Linked DNA regions of Homo sapiens: region 1 is linked to region 2. Evidence: chromatin contacts called from ENCODE Hi-C or POLR2A ChIA-PET data. All regions are on one chromosome and are shown on one strand. Each heading gives the region's core, a stretch centred on a gene start or an enhancer-like site at or near the end of the contact. The rest is flanking DNA. Distances are from core to core; before and after follow the strand shown. Region 1 overlaps ABLIM1 (actin binding LIM protein 1). Region 2 holds the start of ADD3 (adducin 3).

Region 1 (7,325 bases), core at 2,386-4,885, 4.5 Mb after region 2:
ATACATACAAGAGAATTCAGTTTATGATAAAGGTAATGGTTCAAATGAGCCGAAAGAATGGATTAATAAATAGAGAGGACAACTGGTTCTCCACTTAGAGAAAGATAAATCTAGATTCCTAAGTCACAACCTATACAAAAATCAATTCCAGTCTGGGCGTGGTGGCTCATGCCTCTAATCCCAGCACTTTGGGAGACGTAGGCAGGAGGCTCACTTGAGCCCAGGAGTTCAAAACCATCCTGAGCAAAACAGTAAGACCTTGTCTTTACAAATAAAATAAACAAAATTAGCCAGGCATGGTGGCTTACGCCTGTAGTCACAGCTACTTGGAGGCTGAGGTGGGAGGACTGCTTGAGCCTGGGAGGCTGAGGCTGCAGTGAGCTGAGATCATGCCACTGCACTCCAGCCTGGGTGACAGAGCAAGAGTCCATCTCAAAAGCAAACCAAACCAAACAACAACAACAACAACAACAAAACCAGAAAACAACCCCAATAAAGAAGTACTTACAATACTGAATCACATGTAGCCATTACAAGACTGATGTAAACTCATATGTACACACATGGAAACAGTTCAAGCTAATATTACCAAGAGAAAATAATCAAGTGGAAAAATCATGCCTATAAAATAACCACATAAGCTAGTGGCCAAAGCTGTTGAGACACTAGGGTAAGTCTGATTGGATTCAAATCCAGTTTCAGTATTGTGTGATCTTGTGCAGGTGACAATCTCTCTAATCCTCAGCTTCCACATCAATAAAATGGGTAGAAATAATAGAACTTACCCCACGCAGTTGATGAGAGCACTATTAGGAACCTAGTATATTGCCTGGCACCATGTTAAGTGCTTTAAAAGCCTAATTTTCTTCAACCCCCTCATCAATCCTGTAAGGCAGACACTCTTATGATTATTTACATCAACGAGGACACACATGTATATGTATATTGATCTTATATGTGTGCCCTTCTTAGAGAGAAGACAGCGAGAATATACAACTAGTTTGCTGTGGTTACCTTTGGAGCAAGAGGTGAGAGTCAGGAAGAAGTAAAGGAAGGGACCCTCACATTCTCCTTTGCAGCTATATCATCTCAACCCTTTATAACAAAAATATATTTTTGTGTTGCTGTGTAATAAAATAAAGACCAAGAGGAAAAAAAAGTCCATTTCTTTTGGAGCTGTGACACCTGAACTAGAGTGTTTACCCCAGCCCGTACTGGAAATGGGATCTTGGGCAGATCACAAGCTCTTGGAACCTCTATTGTAAAGTAGAGATGATGATGGTGATGATGGTGGTGGTGATGGTGATGATGATAATGATGATGGTGAGTGGTGCTGGGGTGGTAATGATGATGATGATGATGATGATGGTAGTGATGGTGATGGTGATAATGATAGTAGTGGTGATAATGGTGAAGGTGATGGTAATGATGGTGACAGTGATGACAACAATGAAGACAATGATGGTGATGATGATGGTAATGATGATATTGTGGTGACGATGATGTGGTGGTGATGACGGTGCTGCTGCTGCTGCTGCTGCTGACATTGATGGTAGTGCTGGTGATGATACTGTGATTATTCTGTGTCAATTACTCTTTTACGTACTCCATAAACATTTAGTCAATTTGTGTCACAATAACCTAAGAAGGCAGGAAGTATTATTATCCTTATTTTAAAGATGAGGAAGCTGAGGCCTGAAGAGATTTTATAACTCCTTTACAGTCACAGTTAGAACTGGTGGGACCAGGATGCAAACCCAGGCAGTCTGGCTCTGGAGTGAGTGTTCTTACCCAGTACCACCACTAATAACCATACAGTATGTCACTGCTGTAACTACCTCACAATGATACTGGTGTGATGACCAAAAGACATTTTGAAAATGGTGTGACACATTGCACAAAGTAATAACAATAATGATACGAATAACAATGTAATAACTCTCTGCTCAGAGACAGTCCCAAGGTCATTCACAAAAAGAAGGCACATTAGTGTGGTTTGGATGCCAGTAAAAGGCTCTCTGGATGCCCTGGGCAGGCATAGGAGAGTCACTGTGTTCTATTAACTCACAAGATGAAGGGAAATTACATCAACTTATAAGAGTTCTATCAACTCACAAGATGAATGGAAGTTACATCAAGGCCCCATGTGGCAGGACTTCGCTCTATAAATCATTAGTAAAAACACTGCTACATATACACCATGGAATACTATGTAGCCATAAAAAGGAATGAGATCATGTCCTTTGCAGGGACATGGATGAAGCTGGAAGCCATTATCCTCAGCAAACTAACACAGGAACAGAAAACCAAACACTGCATGTTCTCACTTACAAGTGGGAGCTGAACAATGAGAACACACGGACACAGGGAGGGGAACAACACACACTGGAGCCTGTTGGGGGAGGGTGGCGGGGGAAGAGCATTAAGAAAAAGAGCTAAGGCATGCTGGGCTTAATACCTAGGTGATGGGTTGCCAGGTGCAGCAAACCACCATGGCACATGCTTACCTATGTAACAAACCTGCACATCCTGCACATGTACTATGGAACTTAAAAATAAAATAAAATAATTATATAAAAAGAAAACACTGCTAAAAAACCTAACCCTAGCCCATTGTAATGCCAGGGATGTCTTGACCTATGTATTTCCTTCATCCCAAGATGCTGAACATGTCAAGACATTCGGTGAGCCAGAGTCAAAAGGCATTGAGGAGTCGTTCTGTTTTTGCAGCAGTGCAGGCTTGAGAGGCTCCAGGGTCAGATGCTCAAGACAAAGGAGGCCCTCCTTCGCATGTGTGAGACACCCTTCTGTTTCATTTCTCCTTACATAGGCACCCATGATGGTTCACAGAGAAGCCATGTGCACAAGGCCAGGAAAAGTAACAGAGCTGAACACAGACGGCAGTGCATATGCAAATTTACCAAAAATCAGATGTTGCTGAATCAAAATCATTTAAATTGGAGTTATTTTTAGGAGAAGGAGAAGTATTTCAGATCATGAGCAAAATGAAAGACTAAATAGCGCTCATATAAGAAACAGATAATAAGCTTGCAATTCACTGCAGAGAGGATGCTGTTGACTATAAACTTTTAAAGCCCAGCAGGAGCTTTGTTGTGGCAGACAACGGCATGAAGGTTGGTTTACCAGATACCTGGCCCCAGGCACATAACTGGCAGCCGTCCTGCCTGAGCCTGAGTGGCCAGCGGTGCTGCTAGAGAGCTCACCAGAGCGCCATCACTGCTCTTCCCCATCTATCTTTGTACCCTGCTCCTTAAAAAAAATCACGTCCCCATTTCTGGCCGGGCGCGGTGGCTCATGCCTGTAATCCCAACACTTTGGGAGGCCGAGGCGGGCAGATCACGAGGTCAGGAGATCGAGACCATCCTGGTCAACACGGTGAAACCCCGTTTCTACTAAAAAAAATATTAAATATTAGCCAGGCTTGGTGGCGGGCGCCTATAGTCCCAGCTACTTGGGAGGCTGAGGCAGGAGAATGGCGCGAACCCGGGAGGCGGAGCTTGCAGTAAGCCGAGATCGCACCACTGCACTCCAGCCTGGGCAACAGAGCCGGATTCTGTCTCAAAAAAAAAAAAAAAAAAAAAAAAATCACGTCCCCATTTCTGCATTTTCACATATTCAAAATGCTTTTATAAAAAGACTACACTGTGGCTAGCATGAAACTCTATGAACAACTGACAATTTGCTTATTTAGGTGAGTTTTACAAAGTACCTGCCTACACATTTGAAGTGCAAAAAATTGTTTGCCTTTAATAGTGCTGGTTAAATCAGACATCTGTAGTTATTATTGCTATTTAGTTAATCTCTAAATTGAAGTATGAACTTTAGCATACAAACCAGGATTCTGGGGAAATAACATCTACTCTAATGCAAAATTTAGTGTAAGTCACAACATTTTTTATGAAACCCTTTGTCTGGAAGAGCAGAAAAGAGTTCCGAATTCTTTGTGGACATGAGGTACAGGGAAAGGGCTACAAGCTTTGGAATCAGGAAGTCTGAGAATCATACCTCAATTTACCATCCATAGGGCCTCAAATATGTCACTATTTAACATCTCCAAGCCTCAGGACACACATCTCAAAAATGCAAAGGGCCGGGCTAGACAATTTCAAGTCCTCTTCAGCTGTAAAATTCTATGTTTCGGTGTGAAATCCCATACCCTCTACAAGCTCACATAGTAGTGCTAACAGAAGAGCAATTTTGGTAGAGAAAGAACATTCTTGATGGCAGAAAAATGGAGTTTAACCAATGATTCCTCCGTGTCTGTTACCCAGGAGAAATTCTAATGCCCTAAGCCCTGAGCCCATGTAATATGCTCCTGGGAACAGAAAAAGAGAATTGTAATTCTAGAACCCATCCTTGGACAGAAAATCTGCTCATCTGATAACCTGCTTAGCTCCTGGACTGCTGACAGTCCCTTTTAGTTTCTTTCCTTTACCGCCTCCATTTCTCTAGGAGTGCTCTACTTGTGGCATGAGCCCAGGAGATGGGAAGATGGCCCTGAAGTTCAACCTTAATCCACTTATAACTTATGTTCTGCCTACTTTCAAAAAGGACTGGCTGATTCTTATCAGAGAAGGACATGATTTTAAAACAATTGATCAAGAACCTTAAAATTCAAAAGACCCAAGCTCAGGCAAACATGTTTGTTGTGATGTGAGCTTCTTAGCAGATGAGGGCAAAAGAGGAACTGATAGGCTGCCAAAGTCTCACTGTTTGAAAAAATGGCCACACACACTTGTCACTACAGAAGGTAGGTTTCCTGATTCTAAGTTAATAACAGTCATTGTGGGCTGAAGTTCTATAAGGTCTTGCTTTGTGTAAGGCTTTGTATCAAGACTTTAAATGATTCACAACAACCCTATGAGGTAGGTCGGTGCTATTTTCCAGTCTTGTTCTACAAGCAAGGAAACTAAATTGTTTTACCCAAACCCACCAGTGCTTCCAGAAGACAGAGCTAGGGGTAGAACCCAGGTAGCTGACTCAAGGTCCACACGTTAACCCTGTTAAACTACCTCCTAAAAGCACCAAAGGAATTCTCATACAGGGACCCTCAGTTATGGGACAGAAAAACATCTTCCACAGGAATTTCACTGATGATAGGAAGTATTTAAGTAGTTGTTTCTCATATAGACCCTTGAGAAATACCAAAGACGTAGCACTGAAAGATCACTAAATGAAGTCACTTCCATAGAGGAAGTTAAACTATCGAGGACTATGTGTGTAGTTTTGTTTCTTGTTTTATCTTAAAAGATCTAACTTGATTCAGAGATGGTGCTTAGAATCCCCAAAGGAATAAGCAAATTGTTTTCCAGTCCCTAAGACTCTCCCAAACACAGCTCTGGTGGATGGTGATTTCAGACTAAGGATATACAAACACCTAGAGGCTGGTGGGTTGCTTTAGATCAGGAGTTTTCTAACATTATTGCGCATAAGCAACACCCAAGAAGCCTTTTAAAAATGGGTTCGATGGCCTTAAGGTGGGACCCAGATATGAGTGTCTTTATTTTATAAGCACTGAAATGAGTCTATGCAGATCACCATGAGATGGGAAAACACTGGTCTGGGTGGTACCAAAACCACAAACCTGAGGGTGGATGAAGAGATGAGGAAGCCAAAGGGAGTAACAGAGATGTGCTGCTTACGTGGCAGGTGCATGGGCGGAAGGGAGAGGCAGAATCACGCAAGTTCCCTGTTATGCTCCTGCAGAAAGGCAGTGCAGAGGCTGACTCAGCTTTTTTGCGTCTACTGGTTTTTTCACCCTCAACTGGGAGAGGCTTCCAATGCAACTGGACTGGCTTGATCTCTAAGCTAAACACTCACCTGTTCCAGGAGGCTTTTCTCCTGATGCAGCATCATGAACAGGCAGGATAATGAGGGCGTGCCTTGGCCGTAAATATGTATCCTGGGCAAAGGTGAATAAATCAGTCTGCCCAGGCAGCTTTCACAAAGCCTAGAGGGCTCTATACAAGTCTGTGCAAAGCCAATCTGCACAAATGAGAACATCCTGTAGCCCTACAGCCTTACTAACTGCGAGGCTTCTGAGCTCACAAACACTGCTTTAAACACGTGTGCTATGTCAGAGGAAGGGTCAGCAGCTTATCCTTCTGAGTAAGGGTGCATAAACTAGTTTAGGGAGAAATAAACCATTATACTCTAACTTTCATCATAGAGTAGAAAGACATGGGCTTTGGGAGCAAGAGAACCCAGGGCCTAAATTCTAGACTGAAAATTGGACTTTGGGCACTTTTCTGGACTCATTTCTTCACCTGTAAAAACTAGTATAAGAAAACCTACTATGGCCAAAGTGCGATGGTTTGTGCCTGTAACCCCAGCAGATCACTTGAGCCCAGGAGTTTGAGACCAGCCTGGGCAACATGGAGAAACCCCATCTCTACAAACAACACAAACATTAGCTGGGCATGGTGGTACTTGCCTATAGTCTCAGCAGCTGGGGAGGCTGCGGTGGGAGGATCACTTGAGCCCAGAGGTTGAGGCTGCAGTGAGACATGATTGCACCACTGCACTCCAGCCCAGGTGACAGAGGAAGACCTTGTGTCGAAAGAAAAAAAAAAAAAAAAAAGAAAGAGAAGGGAAGGGAAAGGAAGGGAAAGGAAGGGAAGGGAAGGGAAGGGAAGGGAAGGGAAGGGAAGGGAAGGGAAGGGAAGGGAAGGGAGCCTACTACGTAGGATTGTTATGAAAGTTAAATAAACAAAGGCAAGTTGGTAGCAAAGTAACTGGTGCCAATCAAAGCAGGTGAGCTTTCTTCCTCTCTTTCCCACTAGGTTATAAATTCCCTTAAAGAATTGGGCCACACCTGTATCTTCATAACTCTACACCTCCATGCTTCCCACAAGAAGGTGTTCTAGAAGTGTCCAGTGAATTAATATGCCAACAGAAACCTCTAAATAGATTTGCAACCATTCCCTATACAATTACTTTGGCCAAAAGATGAGTAAAAGATCAACTTCTTCTGTGCCTCAGCTATAGTTTCAGTATTTGCTTGTTTCCAGACACCATGATAGGCACCTCACAAACTTTACCCCACCTGACTCTCCCAGCCACAATGTGAGGTAGGTAATATGCCCATTTCACAGATGAGGAAATCAAAACTTAGAGAGATCAGGAAATCACCCAAGGCTACTCAGTTAGCAAGGGATGGAGCTATGATCTGAATCCAGGTCTGTCCAACTCTAGAGACTGTCCAACAGAGCCAATGTTGTTTTCCCAGGCCTCAGGAGCTCAGTTAATATTGGGAAGGCTCTAGTCAAGATCTGCACTGGCAAAGCAGATCTCCCATGACTTTA
Region 2 (6,986 bases), core at 2,040-4,539:
ACACAGGTACATCATTAACAAAAGCTGTGCAAAGAAAATTAAAGGCAGAATATTTCCTTTATTTCTTTCTATTCATATTTTGAGATCACACCTCTTCATTTACTTATAGAGAAAAAAACATAACTGGTAAGTGCTTAAATCAAGTAATATAAAGATAAAATGTAAGGTTATAATGCAGATTCTCAGGTGGACACGACACATTTTAATAGTGTAAATAGCAGATTCATATGCACTTAGAGTCAGTCAATCCACTTGTGTTTCTTAATTTTGCTGACCTTTGAATTGCCACTGAAATAGCATTAATACTGTGCTATTATCCAAAAATTATTTTAGATATATTTTGTTTTTTCTATACATAATACTGTAATTTTATTTTATTTTTTTTTGAGATGGAGTCTTGCTCTGTCACCCAGGCTGGAGTGCAGTGGCGCGATCTTGGCTCACTGCAAGCTCCGCCTCCCGGGTTCAAGCAATTCTCTGCCTCAGCCTCCTAAGTAGCTGGGATTACAGGCGCCTGCCACCACGCCCGGCTAATTTTTGTATTTTTAGTAGAGACGGGATTTCACCATCTTGGCCAGGCTGGTCTTGAACTCCTGACCTCGTGATCTACCTGCCTCAGCCTCCCAAAGTGCTGGGATTACAGGCGTGAGCCACCACGCCCGGCAATATTGTGATTTTTTATATCACATGAGCACACATTGAAACCTGTCAACAATATATTTTCTAATACTGGTATTCACTGAAGTTCCAAGTATGCTTATAGGTAGGACTTGAATCCATTGCTTCTAGTCACATAAACGAGTTTTAATTCATTTTTCTTTTTATTCTTATATTAAATACTAAATAGCTTTCCTTTATATAGTTATTATTTTAGTACGATGTTGAATATTAGCACAAATATTAAATTAAATTAAATATTAGCACAAATTACTAATCAGTTTCAAGGCATACAACTTTATTTTGCCATTACCCCAATGTTTGAAATTAGCAGGGCTCTTTAAAACTGGTGCTTCTAGCATTTCATTGACTTACACTAAAATCATTGCCTCCATTCCTCAACCACCCAGTTAATTTTAACCTTGACCTCCCACAGCTGTACTCATTTACTCAGTCCACAAAACTCCCTGATTCCATCCTCTCTGCCTCTTATGAAGCAATACTAGAGAGGAAAAACAAAACCCATTCCTTTAAGAAAGATTCCGCCTCCTCTCATAAGCAAGCGCCTAATGGTAATTGTAGAGTTTACTAAGTCAAACACTTACTACTCAGCATTGAGAGAAGCTGCTGCTGCTAATGCTGCTGCTGCTGCTGCCGCCGCCGCCGCTGCTGCTGCTGCTGTTGGTCTGAGGCTGCAGTAGGTTTCTGTGCAGCATTGCAGAATCCACACCTAGAGAACAGAAGACACAGACACGTACGTCTACTACCCTTGTTAGAAGGAAGCTTTGGATCTTCGGTGGGTAAGGAGATCTATCTAGCTATTTTGTCCAGAAACTGTGAGAAAAGGAATGATCATGGAAAAGACTGTTCATCAGACATGCTTAAAATGGATTATGTTAATTTGTCTTCCTTTGGTGGTGGTGGGGGTGTCCAGATTTGCGACTAGCAAAATATAGTGAGGACTATATTCTGATAGGTGCCCTTAGGATACTTTTTTTGCTATTCATAAAAAGGCTAACCTTGATGCATGCAAAGCTTTTCATTTTTTTGCTTTTTAAATGCAAGAAAATATCCAGCCACTCCCAATATCTCTCTCAAATACTGCAGATATTTTTAAATACCAAATAAAATGTCAGGCTGAGCATTTTCTAAACAATTTTCTTCCTCAAACTAGGCAGCCTTCCCCACGATTCGTTAAGAGTATTTAAAAATAATAAGGCATGGTTGGATTTTTTGAGCAAATGGGAGATGGTGGTAGACTAAAATTTCTACAGCCTTAGTCCAGTGGAGAGAGAAAACGATAAATGCATCACAGTTTGTGTCAAGACAAGATTCATTTTCCACACTTCATATGTGGGAAGAGGAAACTACATTTTAATTAGCACATTTTTAGGGAGGAGGGGGGGGATGAAGATGAGGCGGATGGCGTGAGGTATTTGAGGGGGACGAGTCTGCAGATGAGGAAAGGAAATGAAGTGGATTGTCGCCAGTGCCTTGGAAACGAAGGGGGATAAGGGTGGGGAACGAAGTTTGTTGTGTGTGTTAGGGTGGGGTTGGCCCAAGGGACCATGAATCATTAGAATGGCGCTCGGAGGGGTGTGCTTGCAAGTGTACTGGTGCAGGAGGGACGTGGAAGTCGTGGGTGGCAGAGAAAAGTGTGCACCGCTGGGAGGTCTATTTCAAGAATAGGTTGGGATGAGAAACATGTCTGGGCGAGGGGGGTGGGAGGCCCGGTGTCACCTGTGGATGGATCCACAGCCCTGCAATTGCGTGTTGCAAAGTTTGCCCGGCCCCGCATTCATTTTGAAGGTTCTTGGCGATGCCTCGACTTTTCGCCTCAAAGAAGTGAGCTCTCATAAGGTTCAGAGGCCGGGAGCCAAAGCGGGAGTGAAGACTCTCGAGGGGTCCAAATGAAGCAGAAGCGAGAGCCCCTGTCCTCCCCCTATGTGGAGGTGAAGCAGGGGTTGTGGGGACTAGGCGCCCGCGAAGGCAGCTGTGCTGAGAGCAAAGTCCAGGCCCCACGGGGGGCGTGCGGAGGTTGAACCTTTGCAGTGGCCTCCTACAGCCCCAGCAGCCAGCGTGGGCGGCCGAGGCTGACTCAAAGCGGCGGCTCAGCCTCGGGAGTAGGAGTAGGGGGCTCGCTCATTTAGGGCGGGAGACATTTCCGAGGCGCCCCTCCTCCCCTTCGCGGTCGGGTTTCTATCGGGGTCGTTTCCCCCTCTGGCCCTCCGGGGACGCCGCGGATTCGAGCTGCACAGTCAGAAGAGGACGTTGAAAAGGCGCCAGGCAGCCGCCCCGAACCAGGCCCTCCCGGCTGCCGGGCCTGCAGGCCCCCACCGCTGCGGCTTCACGGACTTAGAGCTTGAGGGCGCGGAGGGGGCTGCGGGGGCGGGACCAGGACTCCCGAGGGGCGCTCGGGGCGGGGCCAGAGAGAGCTCGGGGCTGCCAGAGGCGAGGTCTTGAGGAGGCGGGGCCGGGAGGCTTCGGAGCCCAAGAGGCGGGGCCAGAGGCGTAGGGGGCTGCGAGGGGCGGACCTTGGGGGCGTGACCGGGGGGGGCGCTTGGGGACCTAGGGGCGGGGCGTTAGGGGGCGGGACCAAGGGACGCTCGAGGGGCGCTCGGCTAGTCCCGCCAGAGCGCGAGCCGCCAGCCCGTAACGGTCGCCAGTGTGAGGGGCGGGAGGGAAAGAAGAGGGGTTTAAATTAGATTTTTTAAAACACAGAGCAAGCGCCAGAGGCGTCGGCATCCCAGGTGTCGCCGCTTCCTGCTGCACAGGGCTCGGCGTACAGGTCCCTCCCTCCTCAAGCCCCCTCCCCTTCTCCCGCCCTACCCTCTGGGGCTCTGCGGCGCTTAAGAGGCGGCCGCAGCGGCGGATCCGGCGGCTGCTGCAGCCCGGGCGGCTGCCGAGAAGGAGGGAGGGGAAACACAAAGCCGGCTACGCGCTGCGAGGTAATCTTGCGGGGAGAGGACGCGCCGTCGTCCCGCCTCTCTTCCGGGCCGGGACGCGGGCACCCGCGCGGGGGCTAGCACTGGGGACGCTACTGGGGGTCGCGCGGGGGTAGGGAGCGGCGGCTGGCGGGGCCAAGGGGACTTCTCATTGGCTGTCCCTGCGGCCTCAGGTGAACCCTTTTCCGGGGCGGGAGTGGGGACCACGGCCAGGCCAGAGGGGAGCGTACCTGCGGGGGAGGGTCCGGGGGTGGCGGTGCACGGCCTGCGGCGCCGCCGGGTGGGCCCGACGCTTCGCGCGTCTGCTGGTTTTCCCTAGGAAGGCGGGGAGTACCAAAATCAGTTACTGGCTGAAGCTTAGGTGACCCCGGGGACCTTAAGCCCTGAAGGTGCGCTCCAGGGGAGTGAGAGGTTCCTGCGCTTAGAAAAGGTGGAGGAAAGGGAGCGAATGTTGGTTTTAGTTGTTTTTCTCCTCATTTAAAAAAAATTTTTTTTGTTACAAGTTGAAAGTGTTCAGTCACCTTTCTCCTATAATCCGCTTCCCCACCCCCCAACACAGACACACACAAACACACCGCCCCTACAAACGTATACATGTTAGGTTGAGCTTCCTGCTAGGGGTGACAAGCGAAGTTGGCAGCAGGTCTGGTGTGCTGGTGTTTGGGGCACGTCCAGCCTCTTTGGAGGTAGGCTATTATAGCTTAGGCAAGACCACAGACAGGTAGCATAATCTGGGCCTCTTTTAAAATGGCAAGAACGGCTTCAGGTGAACTTTTTTGTTGCAGAGATTTAATTGCAAGTAGGTGCCGGTTGAAAATGGGAGCGCAAGGAAAACCACTAATTTCCTTGGCACATGTGCTGTTGCAATTAACCTGGTAGAGTGTTAAGGAATTTAACTTAGCCAAGAGGCTTTGAGGGAGGATTATATGCAAGTTTGGGGAAGGAATTGATAAGATTCTGGGGTATGGGACTAGCTACATACACGTGCGTGCAAGTTTACGTTAAATTATGTAGCATTTTAGATTTAGCAGTATTAAATGGTTGCTTTTCTTGGAATGGCTTCTGACTACATAGTGCAGGGTACGTTCCTAATTTTGGCTTTAGAAGACTCCTAGTGAGAGTGTTTTTAAAGATTGAAAAAATAAGAGTACAGTGCAATTTGTCGTTTTCAAGTTAAATACTTGACTGTTAAAAATATTTGTGTAATTAAGTTATGGGACCAACCCATTTATAGGGTTAAGTTACTTAACCCTATAAATAACTGGAACATTATAAATGGAGCATTTGTAGAAAGTTTTTATATCGAAGTCTCCATTATATTGTACTTGCATTATAACTTATTTTCCTTTGCTTAAATGGAGCAGATTAACTTTATGGAAGGAGGACCAGGATAAAATAAAGGCAGCTACATTTAACTCTTCATCTTTCTGAAGAGTTCAGTCTGTGATAACACTTAAGGTGCCCAGAAGTGCTGGCATGTTGGTAATAGTTTTTAAAGAAGAAACGGGTGTATCTATTTTGAATGTTAAACATAATTTGAAGGAGTTCTTGAGATAGTTGGTTATGAGACATTCAATGTATTGCTACATTTTACATATATGATATCAGGAAATGTTTGGTGAACATTTGACATAGTTGATCATATGACACTTGGGAAATATTTTGCATGATAGAAGGATAGTATTTTCGTAATGTAAGTTTCAAGCATTGACTGAAAGGGAGAAAATTACACACTTTGCTGTCTCACCCCTTTCTTCAATATTATGCTGGCATGAATGTGAATTCTGCCTAATTATGTTTAAAGTGTAGATCTGGCCTTTGTAAAACCAGAATGTCTTTTGAGACCAAGAGAACATAACATCAGCAACAGCCCAACTCCTACACACAATCCTAAAACCTAGATACAGGGTGGTGCCCAACTTCTGAGGTTTTGAGGCTTCCTGAAGTAGGCCTATCATGTCTGAGTGCTTTTGTCACATGTAAGCCTACAGGTGGTTAGCTGGTTAATCTCTCCCATTTCAAAGCAGTTGGTTAGCAGTACTGGGTGGCATGTATGCATGTCATCAGAGTATAAGAAGTGTTTGAGGGAAGAAATCACATAAAAGCATAGAAACCTGGCTCTGAACAAACTGTGTAGCGTGTTGGGGAACAGTCACATCAGAACTTTAGCTTAACCGAGTTGTTATATGTAAAGTGCTTAGAATGGGGTTTGTATTCAGTGCTTTTTGTGTTTATCATTATCAGTATGTAAAGTGACATATCTTTTTGAAGGCTGTTAGGTCATGCTACCCAGCATGTGAAGACTCAGCAAATATTTGTAATAGCCAATATTTATTTGCCTAACCTCTGTGCCAGGCACTAAGAGTTTTATATGATTTAATTTACTTAGTCCTTCCAACAACCCAGTGGCTAAACAGAGGCATGGAGAGGTTAAGTATCTTCCCAAGGTGACACAGGTTGGTTCTGAAGCCAGAGTCTGGCCCAAGAGTGAGCCCATGTAACCACTGCCCCTTGTTGCTATTGAGCTCATGGTAATTACTGCAAACCAGTGAGAGGTCTTCATAGTATTCCCACGACTATCAGGTGCACATGTCTTGTTTAACCACATCCTCTGGTATTAATACCACCAAGTTATGCTTAAATCTAAGGAGTGGTGGTTAATCCGCATTAAATACAGTCACCTTTTGACATTGAAAGGGTATTCTCTTTTGATACACAACATATGTTTAGGGTGCTAGAGTTTGTGCTAGAGTGTGCTATCTTTCTAATTACTAAAGATACTAAAGTCTTTTTTTTTTTTTTTGAAGCTTACCAGATATGTAGGGCCCCAGGTGGCCCAGAGGGCACTAATTCCCATTGGAGATTCCAGTTCTGCAGTAAATCAGTAAACCTTATCACCTTTCTGATTACCAACATCATATCAACCTGAGATAAATTTTAACTTAAGTTTGTTCTAAATACCACCTGAGTTGCTTCCTAAAATGAACCCTAAATGCAAAGATGTAACTTGTGGCTTATACTTTGTCATTCACATTCCTCAAGGAACTGTGTGTTGCTGCTTCACCATTGTAGTTGATATGTCAAACAAATTATAAACTAAATTAGGAGCTGTTTTAAGTAATGTTTAGAATTATTGTAGATAGATGAAATGTCATTTGACAACTTAGTGCAATGTAATGTTAGGAAAAAATGTTTAAAAACAAGCATGCGTTGAATTGAGAAAGTGCAAGCTTTATTGAAGACACAGGTTACTAATCTGTTTCTCACACTAAACACTGTTTTTGTTATAATTAGTGCTTTTCAGATTCCTTTGAAAATATTAAATATGTAGAGTTTGAATTTTTAAAAAAACTTTAAATATCTAATCGAGTGCTATTCTTCCTT

What was found. Hi-C counts contacts between places; a loop is a spot of excess contacts on that map. ChIA-PET counts read pairs that join two places held with the same protein, here RNA polymerase II (POLR2A). Pooled maps may share reads with other maps.
Region 1: a map with no recorded cell type shows a loop between it and region 2 (6-fold over the local background). The contact joins the enhancer-like site here to the promoter of ADD3 in region 2. A Hi-C loop is called at or near these places in 1 of 37 single-sample maps with no recorded cell type and 4 of 50 pooled maps. POLR2A ChIA-PET finds 5 or more read pairs at or near these places in 1 of 52 experiments (H1).

Annotation. Positions count from the first base shown.
Region 1 is chr10:114,494,101-114,501,425 of GRCh38, forward strand. The region is part of intron 6 of ABLIM1 (actin binding LIM protein 1); the gene reads right to left. Among named protein-coding and RNA genes, the nearest start is that of AFAP1L2, 93 kb to the left of the region's middle. RefSeq lists enhancers at 2,608-2,687, 2,818-2,917, 5,142-6,341. Within about 2 kb of position 3,636, at least 9 of the 41 ENCODE cell types and tissues checked have a DNase peak (open chromatin) inside an H3K27ac peak, as active enhancers do.
Region 2 is chr10:110,004,695-110,011,680 of GRCh38, forward strand. It overlaps ADD3 (adducin 3), which reads left to right and starts at 3,290. Exons shown (of 15, transcript NM_016824.5): 1 at 3,290-3,605. It overlaps ADD3-AS1 (ADD3 antisense RNA 1), which reads right to left and starts at 3,687. Exons shown (of 5, transcript NR_038943.1): 1 at 3,487-3,687; 2 at 1,263-1,387. RefSeq lists enhancers at 1,935-2,490, 2,491-3,044 and silencers at 2,873-3,302, 3,613-4,022.